2 separate regions of the Homo sapiens genome follow, and region 1 is linked to region 2. Evidence: read pairs that join two places in POLR2A ChIA-PET (ENCODE). Cell type or tissue: PC-9. All regions are shown on one strand. Links, peaks and the distances in the headings refer to the core of each region. The heading gives the core; the rest is flanking DNA.

Evidence for each region. Peaks named below come from ENCODE experiments on the same cell type or tissue, not always from the same donor. Only the 100,000 strongest peaks of a DNase experiment are listed, where the experiment ranks them.
Region 1: POLR2A ChIA-PET joins it to region 2 with 8 read pairs; 2 of 35 experiments call an interaction of 5 or more read pairs at or near these places.

The regions. Positions count from the first base shown.
Region 1 is chr4:56,455,484-56,463,816 of GRCh38, forward strand. PAICS (phosphoribosylaminoimidazole carboxylase and phosphoribosylaminoimidazolesuccinocarboxamide synthase) reads left to right here. Exons shown (of 9, transcript NM_001079524.2): 9 at 3,889-8,333. The coding sequence ends at 4,055. It overlaps LOC124900706 (a long non-coding RNA gene), which reads right to left. Exons shown (of 2, transcript XR_007058126.1): 2 at 5,827-7,510. Among named protein-coding and RNA genes, the nearest start is that of SRP72, 8.0 kb to the right of the region's middle. RefSeq lists an enhancer at 3,515-4,714. In PC-9, for the core only: no CTCF peak of the experiment used is centred there; no DNase peak of the experiment used is centred there; H3K27ac peaks cover 1,871 bases.
Region 2 is chr4:56,303,561-56,311,893 of GRCh38, forward strand. It overlaps CRACD (capping protein inhibiting regulator of actin dynamics), which reads left to right. Exons shown (of 11, transcript NM_001393381.1): 5 at 3,975-4,139; 6 at 7,106-7,174. It overlaps LOC124900707 (a long non-coding RNA gene), which reads left to right and starts at 7,186. Exons shown (of 2, transcript XR_007058127.1): 1 at 7,186-7,509; 2 at 7,648-8,048. RefSeq lists an enhancer at 6,777-7,976. In PC-9, for the core only: no CTCF peak of the experiment used is centred there; a DNase peak (open chromatin) is centred at 4,021.

The DNA of each region.
Region 1 (8,333 bases), core at 59-8,058, 150 kb after region 2:
TCATTTTGCCTTTCTCTAGGCTTGGATCTCCCATGTTTTCCCCTTACTTGGTTTATTTTTATTTTGTTGGAGTACATTCTTGAACTTGGGGGCAAAAGAATACAAAAGGTAAATTTTGATACCTTGTGTATCTAAAATGTGTATATTGAAGCCCTATACTTGATAGTTTAGAAATAGAATCCTATGCTGAAAATCATTTTGCTTTGGAATTTTGGGAGCATTATTACTCCACTGTCTCCTAGCATCCACAGTTGAGGACTCCATTGCTTTTCCACCAGTCTGATTCTAGGTTTCTTATGAATTTTGTTTCTCTCTGGAATCTTTCAGGATCTTTTGTCTGTTTTCATTGTTCTTAAATTTTACACAGATGTGATGTGCTGAGTCTGTTTTCATTATGGACTTTCGGTGAGCTCTTTTAATCTGAAATTCTGATTTCTTAGTCCCCATTTTCCTTGAATTATTTAATTTTCATACCCCTCCATATTCTCTCTTCTCATTTTTGAATTTGAATAAATTTGGGCTTCCCTTGATTTCTATTCTACTTGTTTGTCTTGTTGGTATACTTTCTGGAATATTTCCTAAATTTTACATTCCAACCCTTCTATTGAGTTTTTCTTTTTTTTCTTGAGACGGAGTCGGGCTCTCTTGCCCAGGCTGGAGTGCAATGGCGCAATCTCAGCTTACTGCAGCCTCCGCCTCCCAGGTTCAAGCGGTTCTCGTGCCTCAACCTCCTGAGTACCTGGGATTATAGGTATGCACCACCACGCCTGGCTAATTTTTGTATTTTTAGTGGAGATGTGGTTTCACCATGTTGGCCAGGCTGGTCTCGAACTCTTGACCTCAGGTGATCTGCCTGCCCTGGCCTCCCAAAGTGCTGAGGTTATGGGCGTCAGCCACTGTGCCCGGCCTTCATTTTGGATACAGGTGTTTTTTGTTTGTTTTGACACAGGGTCTTGCTCTGTTGCCCAGGTGGGAGCACAGTGGCATGATCATATCTCACTGGACCCTTGAACTCCCCGGGCTCATGTGATCCGCCCACCTCAAACTCCCAAGTAGCTATGACTACAGGCCCACACCATCACACCTGGTTAATTTTTTTACTTTTTGTAGAGATGGGCACTCCGTATGTTGTCCAGGCTTGTCCTGAACTCCTGGACTCAAGCAATCTTCCCACCTCAGCCTCCCAAAGTGTTGGGATTGGGTAGGAACCACTGCCTCTGGGGTTTTTTTTTTTTTTTTTACACAATGTTTTTATATTTCTTTTGGTTTTTGTTTTCTGGGTTTTTGTTGTTGTTGTTGTTTGTGTTTGTATGTTTTTAAATTTCCAAAAGCTCTTTTTTGTTCTCTGGAGATGATTATAGTCTGTTGCATATAGTTACTTTCTTCAGCTGTCTGGTAATCCTTGGCTGTTTGCGCTTTTAAGAGTGGAATACTATAAAAAACAATTGGAAACTTCAAGTGGGTGGTCCGTGTCAAAATTGGGCTTCACTGTGGGGTGTATCTGGTAGGGATTGTTCTTCAAACAACCCCTCACATTAGTGTCTAGGTATTTTCTTAAGTGTTGACCAGAATTACTCAGAGAACAAAAGTTGTCTGTGCCTGGCGTCCCCTAGTTCAAAGACGCCAAGACTGAAGTCTGTTTTACCTTCAGAAAAATTAAAGGCCTGGCTTGGTGGCTCATGCCTATAATCCCAACACTTTGGGAGGCAGAGATTGGTGGATTGCCTGAGCTCAGCCTAGGCAACCTGGCGAAACCCCATCTCTACCATAAATACAAAAATTAGCTAGGCATGGTGGCACACGCCTGTGGTCCCAGCTACTTGGGAAGCCAAGGTGGGATGATCACTGGAGCCTGGGAAGTTGAGGCAGCAGTGAGCCGTGATTGCACCACTGCACTCCGGATGACAGAGCGAGACCGTGTCTCAGAAAAAAATAATGTTTAAAAAGAAAAAAATTGCTACAGTGCTTTAAAGAGGCAGTTACTCAGGTAGATGGAGTGGGGAAGGAGATTTGAGGACCTAGCTTCTTCTTAGACTTCGAGTCAGTCATCTTCTTCTTAGTCCCTATTCCCTTCCAAAGGTATCTGGTGCCACTAATTTAGTCAGTCACCCTTTGGGGGAGTTCTGTAATGTCAGTCATGTTGCTTCTCATCTTTCCCTGCTTTCAGTTTAGAATTAAGTTTTTTTTTTTTTTTTTTTTTAAATGGAGTTTCGCTCCTGTTGCCCAGGCTAGAATGCAATGGCGCAACCTCCGCCTCCCAGGTTCAAGCGATTCTCCTGCCTCAGCCTCCCAAGTAGCTGAAATCACAGGCATGCACCACCATGCCAGCTAATTTTGATTAAGTTTTCTTGGTCTGCTAACTTAGCTACCACTGTGTTTGCCTTTCAGTTGCCAAAATGTTACTGCTGTTATCTGGCCTTGTGTGTTCATGCCTATTTCCTTTACTGTTTTTATAGGCTCTGAGAATTAAATTTTGTGCCTAAGCTATCTTTAACAAGATGTGATTATACAAATGTCTCAAGCTAAAAATCAGCGGCTACAAATAAAGCTGTAACCAAATTTATGCCAGAGGAATTGTATAGATACCCATGGAGCTTACAAAAGGGGAGCATGATAAGCAAAAAATTGGCAGTTTTTATAGTAGTGTTGTTTCAGGAGTGACAAATAATCTGGAAGACTTGTACATAATGATCACTAGAATTGGGGATAATCTTTTGAGGAGTAGTTTTACAGTAACCTGTGTAAAATCCTGAAGACCGCCCATATTTCTCATCTCTGATGTCATGCTCACTAGATAACTTTTTTTTTTTTTTCTGCAATTTAAGCTATTCTTTTACCAGAAAGGGAGTCCTGGGCAGGAGGCACAGGTTATTTCAAATATTAGAGTGGAGCACTCTACCTAGCGTGCTAACAATAGTGGTTGACATTCTTGGAGCACATACTGTGTACCAGGCAATGCTCTAAGCACTTTATCTATGTTATTAACTCATTGAAGTGTCACATCAGGTAGCTACTAGTTAAAATTCCCTTCTCACAGAAGAGGAGAATAAATTAACGTGAAGTAACTTGACCAATACCACATATTAAGGGGTGGAGCTCCATAAAATAACGTATTAATACAAATTAGTAAATTGGCCTTGTGATTTGTATTTGACTCTGTTCTTGTGGATAATGGGAGTCAAAGAGCCTGATGAATTCCAAGAATATCGGGAAAATCGAGCTTTTGGAACTATAGCAAACACTAGACATAATAGTACCCCTGATTCTAGCAAACACTAGACATAATAGTACCACCTCAAGACACTCTGCCTGAGCAGACATGTGGCCCCTAGGATGTTACTTTTTTATTCTGCTGTCTTGGATCTTATTAATATTTATTTATAACTTGACATTTCCTAAAATTATTCTACGGATTTGACTTTTACTGCTCAAAAATATTAAAATAGTTCAAATGCAGATAGAAAGATTAGCTAGAAAACTGTCAAAACAACATAGCTCAAGTTTGTCTAAGAACAGGTACTTTTGTACTCTTACCTTGACCCTTATTTTGCTTCAGTTGTTCTTCGCCAGGGATTGAAAGGGATAGTGTATGTGAACAGAAGTTTCAAAAAGATAAGTTTCTTTGTAAGTGAGTTCTATAAGAAGGGTGATAGATGATATATATAAAATATCTCTTCATGGCAGGTAATACTGACTGCTTTTCCTCTTGTAATCACTTTACCACTCCGGTATTAAAGACAGTTGTACAGATTCTACTTTAGATTAGAATAATGCAGTAGCTTTTTATTTTCTGTGGCAGGACTGCTCTGAGTATAAAATTTTTTGTAAGGTTGTATTTTCATTACTAATTGAGCTCAATTTTCTGTCTTTTCCTTGCTGAACCAATAGGTCTTGGCTGTTCAACCGTACTTTCTCCAGAAGGATCAGCTCAATTTGCTGCTCAGATATTTGGGTTAAGCAACCATTTGGTATGGAGCAAACTGCGAGCAAGCATTTTGAACACATGGATTTCCTTGAAGCAGGCTGACAAGAAAATCAGAGAATGTAATTTATAAGAAAGAATGCCATTGAATTTTTTAGGGGAAAAACTACAAATTTCTAATTTAGCTGAAGGAAAATCAAGCAAGATGAAAAGGTAATTTTAAATTAGAGAACACAAATAAAATGTATTAGTGAATAAATGCTTCTCTAGATCCATATTAATAAACATGAGCATCTAACCCCTCCTTTCTTAGGCTAGACACCAAGATATTTCAGCCAGCCTTTATCATTCCTCTTACTTTATCCTTTTTCCTTAAGTATTGGTGGTCACTACTATTGAGTTTCTTCCTTAACACTGATTAAATGATCTTAACTCCCTCAGCTAAAACTGGCATTACTGACTCCCAGCTATATTTCTCCAGACTTGCATTTTTTTTTTTTTTTTTGAGACAGGGTCTCACTGTCGCCCAGGCTGGAGTGCAGTGGCGTGATCTCAGTTCACTGCTGCTTTCCCTCCTGGGCTCAAGCAGTTCTCCCACCTCAGCCTCTCGACTAACAGGGACTATAATCTTGCAGCACCATGCCGAGCTAATTTTATTTTTTGTAGAGATGAGCTCTCACTATGTCACCCAGGTTCGTCTCAAACTCCTGAACCCTAGTAATTCTCCTATCTCAGCCTCCCAAAGTGCTAGGGTTACAGACATGAGCCACTGTGCCTGTCTAGACTTGTACTTTCAACTGTCCATTTCTCCCTGTCTGTCCCATGGGCACTCATGAAAAAACAGAATGCTCCCAACTTTATTCATCTTCCAAGCCTGTAGCTCTTGGTATACTCACTGTTGCAAGTCAGAAGCTTGATTTCATCATTGATGTTTTTCTCACGTTTCACATCTCACTCATCACCAAGTCATGTTGGTGTTAATTTCTGATTAACCCTTGAATTTACCGTCTTCTCATCCTCTGTACAAAAGCCTCAAGTGAGGGTCAAATTCAACATTATCCTGATCTAGACAGCCCCCATTCTCAATCCACCCTTTTCCAAGTTGATTGCCCAAGGACTTCTAACAATAAACTCTCTTTTGCACCACAGACTTCTTTGAAAATATACATGCTGTTGACCCTCTCTGTAGAAAACCGCACACATAAAACTTACCAACAGATTTCATTGGTTCTTGGGTTCTCCCGAAGCCTATCCATGGTTTATAGATTAAGAATTGATGAGGTAGCTGGGCACAGTGGCTCACACCTACGATCACAGCACTTCGGGAGGCTGAAGCAAGCAGATCACTTGAGGTCAGGAGTTTGAGACCAGCCTGGCCAACATGGTGAAACCCTGTCTCTACTAAAAATACAAAAAGTAGCCAGCCGTGATGACAGGCACCTGTAATCCCAGCTACTCGGGAGGCTGAGGCATGAGAATTGCTTGAACCCGGGAGGCGGAGGTTGCAGTGAGCCTAGATCATGCCACTGCACTCCAACCTGGGCAGCAGAGCAAGACTCTGTCTCAAAAGGGGAAAAAAAAAATTGCTGATGTGACCCATGAAGGGAACTCATTTTCCTCGTAATTTTGGACTGCCACACATTGGTACCTTTAGTTCTCTGAAGGCCCACGTTTTTATCATTAAGACCTATTTGTTAGCTAGTAGAGCTTTATGTTCGCTGTCCATGAAACCTTCTGTAACCACAGTGACTACAAGTAGTTCTTTCTCTATTGAATTATTAGGTCCAGAATAGAAGATGTCATTGTACACTTTATTTCCCTCACACTGTGTTATGCTCTGATGTGCTATGCTTAGCTATCTGTCAGAGATTAGTAAATTATAAAACTCATGTGTACTACTTAAGTTTATATCTTATGCTAGTTTATAAGAACAATTAAAAGGACTTAGAAGATTAACTTTGGTTTCATGGTCTCTGAAGTCACTGACTGCTATTTCAGCTTGTTTACCCTTACCTAGCATTAAGACTCCATCTACTTCTGTGCAGTATATGAAAATTTTTAAACTTTCATTTAGACTGGTGGATAGGACTGACCATTACAAATTGTCGTTATCAATTTTTTTTCCTTTTTTTTTTTAAGAGCCAAGTTCTCACTGTCTCCCAGGCTGGAGTGCAGTGGCATGATTATGGCTCCCTGCAGCCTTGAACTCCTGGACTCAAGCTGCAGCCTCTCGAGTAGCTGGGTGCATGTGCTACCACACCCAATTATGAATTTCATCATTAGTTTCTTAGTAGAGTCCACATGTCCTCAGTAGTAAGTTCATCAGTGCTAAATATTTGAAGGTATTTCTACTGTTTTGTAAAAGTAACTTAAGCCTACCTGGTCTGCTATCTTTTGAGTATTTATACTTTCTACGGGCTTGTAGGTAAACATAAAAAGAGAAAAAATATCCCAATAATACAGTTTTTAACCTTTTATGATAAAGACATGCTTAGAATTGCTGTTAAGCTTTCTGAGATTTAACCACTGAAACTAAGTAAAAGACAAAGCACTTAGGTAAAGCTTCATTCAGTATCCATTCACCCAATACTGGTTTGATTCTAGGGCCTAGGAAAATAGGACTGAGCAAAGCCCTTGTCCAGATGGAACTTATGTTTTAGAGGGGAAAACAAACCATAAAAAGGTAAACAGTATAAAATCAGGAAAGGATAAATGTATATGAAGAATCAAAATGAGGACGGTGATGGGGATAAGAGGGGAAGGTTTTTGAGGAGAGCAGAGCAATGATGTAAAAGCAAGACACACAGATAGGGAAATAGCTTTCCATACTAAGGGAATGGGAAATAAAGCTGAGTTTTGCCTTGAGGACCTCCAAACATGAGAATTGCTAGAGCTCTGTGAACAAGGATGAGAGTGGAAGACAATATAAGCAAAGGCTACATCACTTAGGGCCTATAGGCCACACTGAAGTGTGACAGGAAAAACTCAGTTTGAGCAGAGGCTTGACATACTTAACATATTTAAAGGTTCTCTGGCTGTTGTGTGGACAAGAGGAGAAGCAGAGATTAGTTAAGAGGCTATTGTAGCCCAGGTGAGGGATGATGTATGATCTTCAACATGTCTAATTTTTTTGTGCCTCAATTTCATGAAATGAAAATGCGACTAATACCACCTCATAAAGTTGTGAGAATTACATGAGTCAATATATGTAAGGCCCATCATGGCACACAAATGTGTTATGTAATATCCATTTGGCAGACTGAAGAACAACAGTATGAATGGAATTCATTCACCATGAGAATTACCTGGAATTCTCTGGGCATGGTAGCTCATGCCTGTAATCCCAGCACTTTGGGTGGCCGAGGCAGGTGGATCACCTGAGATCAGGAGTTCGAGACCAGCCTGACCAACATGGAGAAACCCAGTCTCTAATAAAAATACAAAACTAGCCGGGCATGGTGGCACATTCCTGTAATCCCAGCGACTCAGGAGGCTGAGGCAGGAGAATCGCTTGAACCTGGGAAGCGGAGGTTGTGGTGAGCCGAGGTTGCGCCATTGTACTCCAGCCTGGGCAACAAGAGCAAAACTCTGTTTCAAAAAAAAAGAAAGAAAGAAAATTACCTGGAATTCAATATTGCCATCGGCTGATTTAATTTCTAATATGAAGAAAGGGGCAGTGTGATGTGCCACGGAGCATCCACAACCTGCCATTTCAGCCCAGCCAACCTTAGAAAGCCATTGAAAAGAGTTGTTTTTAATGGTGTTTTTACATCCAGCTTCCCACACCTCAAATACTTGGGGTGGAATTGTTAATCTCACATTGCAGTACAATGAAAATAGTGGAATGGAAATCAAGTTATAAAATGGAGCTAAATATTTCTTCTGCTTGCCTCTGAGTTGATAAGATACCATAAGATACTGTACATGAGGCTGGGCGCGGTGGCTCACGTCTTATTTCTTCTGCTTGCCTCTGAGTTGACAAGATACCATAAGATACTGTACATGAGGCTGGGTGCAGTGGCTCACGCCTGTAATCCCAGCACTTTGGGAGGGTGAGGTGGGCAGATCACCTGAGGTCGGGAGTTCAAGACCAGCCTGACTGACATGGAGAAACCCCCTCTTTACTAAAAATACAAAATTAGCCAGGCATGGTGGTGCATGCCTATAATTCCAACTACTCGGGAGGCTGAGGCAGGAGAATCGCTTGAACCTGGAAGGCAGAGGTTGTGGTGAGCTGAGATCGAACCATTGCACTCCAGCCTGGGCAACAAGAGCGAAAATCTGTCGCCAAAAAAAAAAAAAAAAAGATACTGTACATGGAAGCTTCTCAGGCTAAATCCATTAATATAAAAATACATTGTGGATACTGATGAGATGGCTAATTCTGTCAACTTGACTAGGCTACGGGATG
Region 2 (8,333 bases), core at 160-8,159:
ATTCACATGACACCTGAGATTGTCAAACAGGTGTGAGCAGTAAACTTAATTGTTGATACAATAAATCACACAAAATGTCCTAACAACCAGTCTCCTCTGAGTTGGCTGAAGGAAGCATTCGGAGGAGGTACCACAGGGAGAGCCTGTAGGGGCGAGGCCTTGGCCTTGGCCTTGGGTACCTGAGGACTGAGCACCATGCGTCGGACCCTGAGTCCTGCCCTGGCCTGGGTCCACTGTCTCATCCCAGATGGCTGTAGGGCATGTCTTCGAGGACAGTGCTTCGTCTGGACATAGAAACTGTAGCCCTCCTCTTCGTCACAGCCACCATTCTCCTCTTTCATCGCAGTTTCTCTTCCTAAGTTCCCCAGCCACCAGCCTGAGTTTGTTTTCTCTGGGGGGATTTCAAGTCAATTTCTTTACTAAGATGCACACTTTCATTCTAAAAGGCAACAGCATGATGCTGATTTTGCCAGGATGAACATATCTGTGACATACGTGATAGATACATTCTGCTTCCCTCCCTCCCTCTGCCTCTTCTCCCTCTGCCCTCCCCTGCCAACATCCCCCAGCTGTTGTAACTGCAGCTGGTCTGCTCTTCCTGGGCCCTGCTCCCTCTTCTTGCCTATGCATTTTCTCTGTTCCCTGTCCCTTCCTCTCGAATTGCCTCTTTAATTCTCAACTTCACTTCCTAACATTACTCTTTTCATTTCTCTGCTTTGCACCAGGCACCTTCTTTTTCCTGTTCTTATTCCTTTTTTTTTTTTTTTTTTCTTTCCATGTTCTCTTTTCTGTTTGTAGATATAATAGTCATTCCATCTTTGGACATTATTTCAATTCAGACTGTGATTACATTTTGCCTTATTCTTTTTTTGTCTCTTAAGCATCAGGATGGACCAACATGAGTATTATAACAAGGGCTCTAATGAAGTAAAACAGGCCAGGTGTGATGGCTCATGCCTGTAATGCCAGCACTTCGGGAGGCGGAGGCAGGAGGACTGCTTGAGTCTAGGAGTTCCCGACCAGCCTGAGCAACATAGCAAGACCCCACCCACCTCTACAAAAATTTTAAAAATTAGTTGGGCATGGTGGTGTGCATCTGTAGTCCCACCTATTTAGGAGGCTGAGGTGGGAGAATTCCTTGAGCCCAGGAGTTTGAGGCTGCAGTGAGCTATGATGGCACTACTGCACTTTAGCCTGGGCAACAGAAGGAGACCCCAACTCTAAAAAAATAAAATTTAATTTAAAAAATTTAAAATGAAGTAAAGTTTAAGTATATTCAATTTTTGTGTGTGTGATGATGGCAAAAATCCTAATTAAATGGTATTAGAGTGTTAGGCCAGGTCCTCCTTGGAAATTCATTAAAGAATTATCCTTTCCAGCGGGGTGCAGTGGTTCATACCTGTAATCCCAGCACCTTGGGAGCCTAATGCAGGAGGATCAGTGGAGCCCAGGAGTTTGAGACGAGCCTGGGCATCATGGTGAGACCCCGTCACTACAAGAAAATCTGAAAATTAGCCAGGTGTGGTGGTCGATGCATGTGGTCCTAGCTACTTGGGAGGCTAAGGCAGGAGGATCACTTGAGCCCAGGACATCCAGGCTGCAGTGAGCTATGATCATGCCACTGCACTCTAGCCTGTGCGACAGAAAGAGACCCTGTCTCAGAAAAAAAGGAATTATCCTTTCCACTGTAAGCACAAGAAATGTCCTCATCTCAGCATTGGTAAAAAGCAGACCCTCCCACCAGGACATGTCTCAATCTAAGGGGATTTAGAACAGTTTCCAGTTCTTGGCCAACACTCCTAGAGAAGGCTGGGCTGGGCGGACACAGGAACCATTCTTCTGCACAGGTCCCCACCCCCTCTCCCAAGGCTGCAGGGTGAAATGGGCCTGTTACCTTGTTATTCCATGTCCTCTTGTCTAACTCCATCCATTGGCTGTTCTAACCATGCCTGCTTATTGATTTGCTTAGAGTAGATAGATACTACCTGCCACTTCCTGTTGGACTTGTTTTTAGAAGACACCCTTTTCAGCCTTCTCCTCCCCACAACCCTTCCAGGCTGCTGACGCTGTACTTCCCTTGCTGAACTTGGCTTTTCATGTGTGCTCCTGTCCTGTGAGGCTGGGAGAGCCAGGCATACAAGCCCTTGCCTGGCTGTGCTCCTGACTTGGCATGCTGGGGTCCCCAGGGGGCATGTGGAGGGGACCCTTGGGCTTATCTCTATTATATCTCTGCAGTCTCACTGCCCACTGTGCAAGGCTGAGGGGGAGCTGGGCAAAGGTGGGTGGTTTTGGTACCGCTGAGTTCAAAGGGAGAGAAGACATTTCCCTCAAGGGATTCTTGCGCCAGGGAACATCATTGAAGTATTAGAAATACTCTGCCTCTTTATTTCTGCCCCTGGAAGAAAGAAGTACAAAGTCAAATTTATGAGCACCAGTGGAGTACAATGAAAACAACACTGAATGTTATTTTTAAAAGACCTGAGTTCAGATTCCTTTTGAGCCACTCATTCTTTCCGTAAGCTTGGGCCAGTCACCTCTCTCCACTGGGCCTCAGACATTTTTTGCAAAGTGAGGGGTTTGGAGTAGGTGATTGCTATGGCTTTTTGCAGCTCTGTGGGGTTAAATATTAGCCAGATTAGAGATAAATATCAGGCCAGGTGTGGTGGCTCATGCCTGTAATCCCAGCACTTTGGGAGGCCGAGGTGGGCGGATTGCTTGAGACCAGGAGTTTGAGACCAGCCTGGGCAACTTGTTGAAACCCCATCTCTACAAAAAATACAAAAGTTAGCTGGCTGTGGTGGTGCATGCCTGTAATCCCAGCTACTTGGAAGGCTGAGGTGGGAGGATCACCTGAGCATGGGAGAATCATCTGAACCTGGGAATTCAAGGTTGCAATGAGCCAAAATTGGGCCACTGCACTCCAGCCTGGGCAACAGAGCGAGACCGTGTCTCAAACAAACAAACAAACAAACAAACAAACAGAGAAAGATGAACATTTCAGAAAATATATTCTTTGAGGAATATAATGACTATGTAACCCAAGGACCTAGGTCTAGAGCAGTGGTTCTCAGCTGGGGGCAATTTTACCCCCCAGGGGACTTTGGGCAACTTCTGGAGACATTTTTGCTTTTCTAATCTGGCCTTCCTCTACTTGCAAATACTATTTAATCTTCCGAATTTCTACCCCATTTTCCCCTCCCTTTTCCCTGTCCTTCTAGCCACCACTCACCAGTAGTCAGTCCCTCCCTGGCTTTTCCCCATTTGGTTCCTCTGTCTCCTTTGTCACGGTTAGGTGGCCACAGCAAGGCAAAGAGGACGTCCAGATTGTTCCTATCCTTTATAGGGTTTTAGTATTGATCATGGAAAGACTTGCTGGCCCTGGGGCCTTCTTTGCCTTGGCAGCGACCCAGTGTGGCAGAATGCAATGTTCTGGTTTGGGGTCTCAAGCTAAGGGCTGGTGAGGAAGGCTGCGGAAGTATAAATCTTCAAAGTGAATATGTCCCAAAGGGGCTGGAGAGTTGCACCAACCTTTAGGGTCTTGATTTCCCTCAGTGGTTCCTACATTTCATGTAACTGTTTTCTATAATTTTTTTTGCACTTTTAAGAGACTTTTTATGTAAATGAATTTATAGGTTAATGAAAAATTTTTGTCATAACATATATCCCAACTTTTGGTTCAGAAAATGTGGCCACCATGCCCACTGGGAAATGTTGGGATCTCCATGAAAGAGGTGGCTGGATGAAAAAGCTCATGGCTTGAAGGTGGGAAAGAAAAAAAAAGAAAAGAGAAGAAAGTGGAAAACAAATTAACTTATTACAGGATGGCATCATGGTTTCCTGGCATGGTGTTGAGTCTAGAAATCAGTTGTGCACAAGGTATGCCTCAGTGCTCACTAGACATGCTGGAGAACCTGGTTGTGGTGGTTGTGAACTGCTTCACTGCTTCAGAATGTCTTTCTTCTGTTTCTCTCCAGCAACAGTTGGGCAAGAATATCAAGTTTGGGCAGCGGTCACCCAATGCCATTCCCATGAATAAGGCAAACAGTGGAGAGGCTAGCTTAGAAGAGGATCTGTTCCTGACCAGTCCCATGGAAATTGTGACTCAGCAGGACATCGTCCTCTCAGACGCAGAGAACAAGGTAAGTCTCCTCCAGGGAATGACTTGATGGCTCATAAACCAGGGCAGGACATTGGGCCTCCAGTAACCCTGGGGTCTGCAGCAGGGGAATTAGAGGGAGGAGCTTTTCTCATGAGTAGCTCAGGGCTTGAGGGCACTTCCTGGTAGGTGTCCTGACCTGTAGCCAGTGAAGAGGACAGGGAGGAAGAGGAGACAAGCCCTTTGCAGGCGGTCTTCCCAGTGTCTTTCACTTACCCTTCAAGGCTTATGCCTACCTCTTCTGGGAAGCCGTACCTGGCCTCACCCCAAGCTGTACTGTCTTCTTGTGCCTTTGCTGTGTGTCTTTACCATTTTTCACACGTCTGTTCTCCCTATCTATGTCCATGTAACTGTTTTCTCTCCATCTCTAAACATGGGATTCCTTGAGAACAAACTGGGTCTGACACATCTTTGTCTCCCTAGGACTGAGCCACTGCCTGCTTTGCAGTACTGCCTAATTATTTGTCCAAGTGGACTAATTTAAAGGGAAATGAAAAAAGAAATGCGTAGGGGCTCCATGAGATAGAAGACATCAAACAGGCCAACTTGAAGAGTACCTAGTCTGGAAAGAAAGTCACATTCCAGCACCATCCTGTCTAAATTTGATCTCTTGACACTTTGAGCATATCCTGAAATGAGAGTTCTTCCAAAGCAGCAGAAAAGATGCCCTTAGACCTCTTAGGGAAAAAGGAGCAAAGTCCAACCAGTAGCGAGTCAGGAATTCTCTAGGTGAGGCACTGGGGTTTCACTTTAAAAAAAAAAATGAAAAAACAAACAAAAAAAAAACCCATTCTCTAGGCTCTGCCTATCAAGACCCCTGGAATTTTGTTGGGTGTTATTAAAATGGGCATGTCTCAGAAGAAATCATGCATTATCAACTGATGTGTCATGAGAGTAGTGAGAAAGACGAGTGATTTGCAGAGGCAAGTGAGGAAGGGATGTGAAAAAGGACATTCCTCCCCTGTTGCCCATTGTGACACCTGGCACCCACGCATTGACACCCTTTGTGTGGTAGGTCAAGCAGGGATGGGCCCATCTCTCCCGGCAGCTCTAAAATTGCTCTTCCCAACCTCTCCAGTGCTAGGCAGAAGCAACAGCCATCGCCTTGGTGCAGGGGTATCCTGAGATCTGAAGCAAATGTCCTCACAGTTATTGATGAGCTCATAAGTGCTGGGCACTGTGGCCTGGGGGATTGTTTGTTCAGCAGGCTCTGTCTCAGATATGGGTATTACAGAGGTGAGCAAGATTCTACAAGGGGCCCCCCATCTCTGTAGTTTACACCCTAATGAGAGGGTGTAACAAACAACAAACAAGTCAACCAGTATATAAATAGAATCATTTCAGATCAAGAAAAATGCTGGCTGCACAGAAAATAAAACAGGGTAATGGAAAAGTGAGTAACTTGGTGGTGGAGAGGTCTCTTATTTGGGTGAGGAGTGTAGCAGGACCCTAGTGGGAGCAAGGGGAGGGTAGAGAGAGGTGCCAAGCCGGATTGTATAGACCATGGGAAAAGGGTAAATTCTATTTGGAAGATAATAGGAAGCCTCTGAGTAATTTTAAGCAGAGCAGTGACATAATCTGATTTGTATTTTCTGAAGATTCTTCTAAGTGTGGTGTGGAGAACAGACGGAGGTAGGGCAAGCTGACATGGTTGCTCTGGAAGGGAAGAAAAGACTCTTTTGTAAGAAATGGCAATACAGGATAGATGGTGTCGCAGGGGCCAGGCAGTATGGCTCATACCTATAATGCCAGCACTTTGTGAGGCTGAGGTGGGAGGATCACTTGATGCCAGGAGTTTGAGAACAACCTGGGCAACATTTTGTAGAGACCTCATCTCTACAAAAATTATAAAATAGGCTGGGCGTGGTGGCTCATGCCTGTAATCCCAGCACTTTGGGAGGCCGAGGTGGGCGGGTCACCTGAACTCAGGAGTTCGAGATCAGCCTGGCCAATATGGTGAAACCCCATCTCTACTAAAAATACAAAAATTAGCCGGATGCGGTGGCGCATGCCTGTAATCCCAGCTACTCGGGAGGTTGAGGCTGCAGAATAGCTTGAAGCCAGGAGGCAGAGGTTGCAGTGAGCTGAGATCACGGCACTGTACTCCAGACTGGGCGACAGAGCAAGACTTTGTCTCAAAAAAAATATATATATATAAAGTAAAAAGTTAGCCAGACGTGGCACATGCCTCTAGTCCCAGCTACCTGAGTGGCTGAGGCTTGAGCCCAGGAGTTCTAGGCTACAGTGAGCTGTGACTGTACAGCTGTACTCCAGCCTGGGAGACAAAGTGAGACCCTGTCTCAAAAAAAAAAAAAAAGAAAAAGAAGATACCACTATAGGAGGCATAGTGGGCCATATGAAAGGTACAAATGACCTCTGGGGGTCTCCTGGGCATGCCTAGGACATGGGGGTGTGAATCTTTAGCCTTTTTCTTCTCCCTTTCTGCTGTTTTCTTGGCCCCTCCCTGGTCTTTCACCTTCTCAGCCCAGCTCTTTGCATGTGGAGTTGGTAGGCCTTCTTTCTTCTCACTCATTGCTTAGATGGGGGAGGTGTGGCTGGAGAAGGGGAGAGGCAGCCAGCAAGGCCAAAAGCATTGAGGTTGGAGGCCATGTATGAGACACAGCCCTGCACCCCAGGGAAAGTGGCTGTTGAGCTACTCACATTCTGTCAGGCAGTGGAGAAAAACACAAATGACCGAGACTGGGGACTACCCAGGTGGGAAACACATTGAACTCGGGGAGAGGCTGGTGCACCCTCTGTGTCTCAGGTAGTGCTGGTGGAGTTTGGATATTAGCATAGTCTCCACTGGGACACCTGCTGGCTCTCTGAGGCCAGCTGCACCCCTGTGTAGAGGAGGGGGTGACCCTACCCAGGCACAGACAGTGTCTGGTTATTTGCCCAGAACTTCCTGTTCAGGCCTTTGACTTGAATGCTCTCTTACTGTTCCAGTCCAGTGATACGCCAAGTTCTCTAAGTCCTCTGAATCTCCCTGGAGCTGGAAGTGAGATGGAAGAGAAGGTAATATGATTTGAACTTATTTATTTGGCTTCTTTCCTTACTTAACTTTCATCTTCCCCCCCCCTTTTTTTTTTTTGCGACCTGCTGCCTCATTTTCCATTCATAAATGTTGCCTTCATATATTTAAATTCCTTCAGAATGCCACTAGTGACAGATGTTGGAGCATCTGTTTCCATGGCAAGGCAACTGCTGGAACTGAACTCTGCTCTGAAAACTAGCCATACTCCCAGCATGCCTGTGTTTGGGGTCCTAGAAGTTGGTAGCTTTCCTCAAAGGATCATGTACTTCAAGATCCTGTTAATTGATTGAAAAAGGCATTCCAGAATATCCAGTCTGTAAGGAAACGAGTCCTCTTATATTTAGAGAGGCAAAACAAAAACAAAACAAAAAAGCACTTTAGCATTTCTCTACTTTTATGTTGTTTTTTAAACTTTTCTGTGTCCTTTTTTTTAAACCTGGGACTTTACCTGCAGGAGTGTAAGAACCCTGTGGACTCTTCTCCCCGGGCACCTCTTCTGTAGGAGCCGATCTGCCCCATTGAGGACCTTTCATCTGCACAAGGGGCCAGGCATTCTCCCAAGGCCTGGCAGACAGTATAGGAAGCAGGATCTGCTCCTGAAGAAGGGGATGGCTCAAGACAGTGCTGCCGCCCAGACAATGAGGAAGCCAGCTGGGATAGCTAGAAACAAAGCACAGCACTTAAATCTCAGCATCAAGTGCTTATCTATGTCTTCAATCTGTCACATTTGGCTCCGACTCCTTTTTCTCATGCATCTATTAGGGGATGGAAACAAATGTTTCATTCAGCAATAGCTTAGAATCTCATGCCCATTATAAAGATAACCATAAATAAATGAAAGCTAGAAGGCCAAAACTTGATTTTTCTGTGCTTCTTGTCATAAATTAATATATACTGAGCATCCATTTTGCTTTTAGAGCTAGCTGCTTGGTCTTTCATCTTTTGTGCATATAGAAGATAATTGCAAAAAGCAAGCCCATCTGCTAAACCTCACCACTCCATGCCTACAGCAGAAACAAACAAATAAACCCTGGCCACATCGGAGCTGCTGGCATAGTGCCGCACCCCCTGCCACACTCTAGCAGGAGCCCTTTGCTTGCTGCCAGCCTGTGAATTCTCTGTAGGTACAGGCGTGGTGTC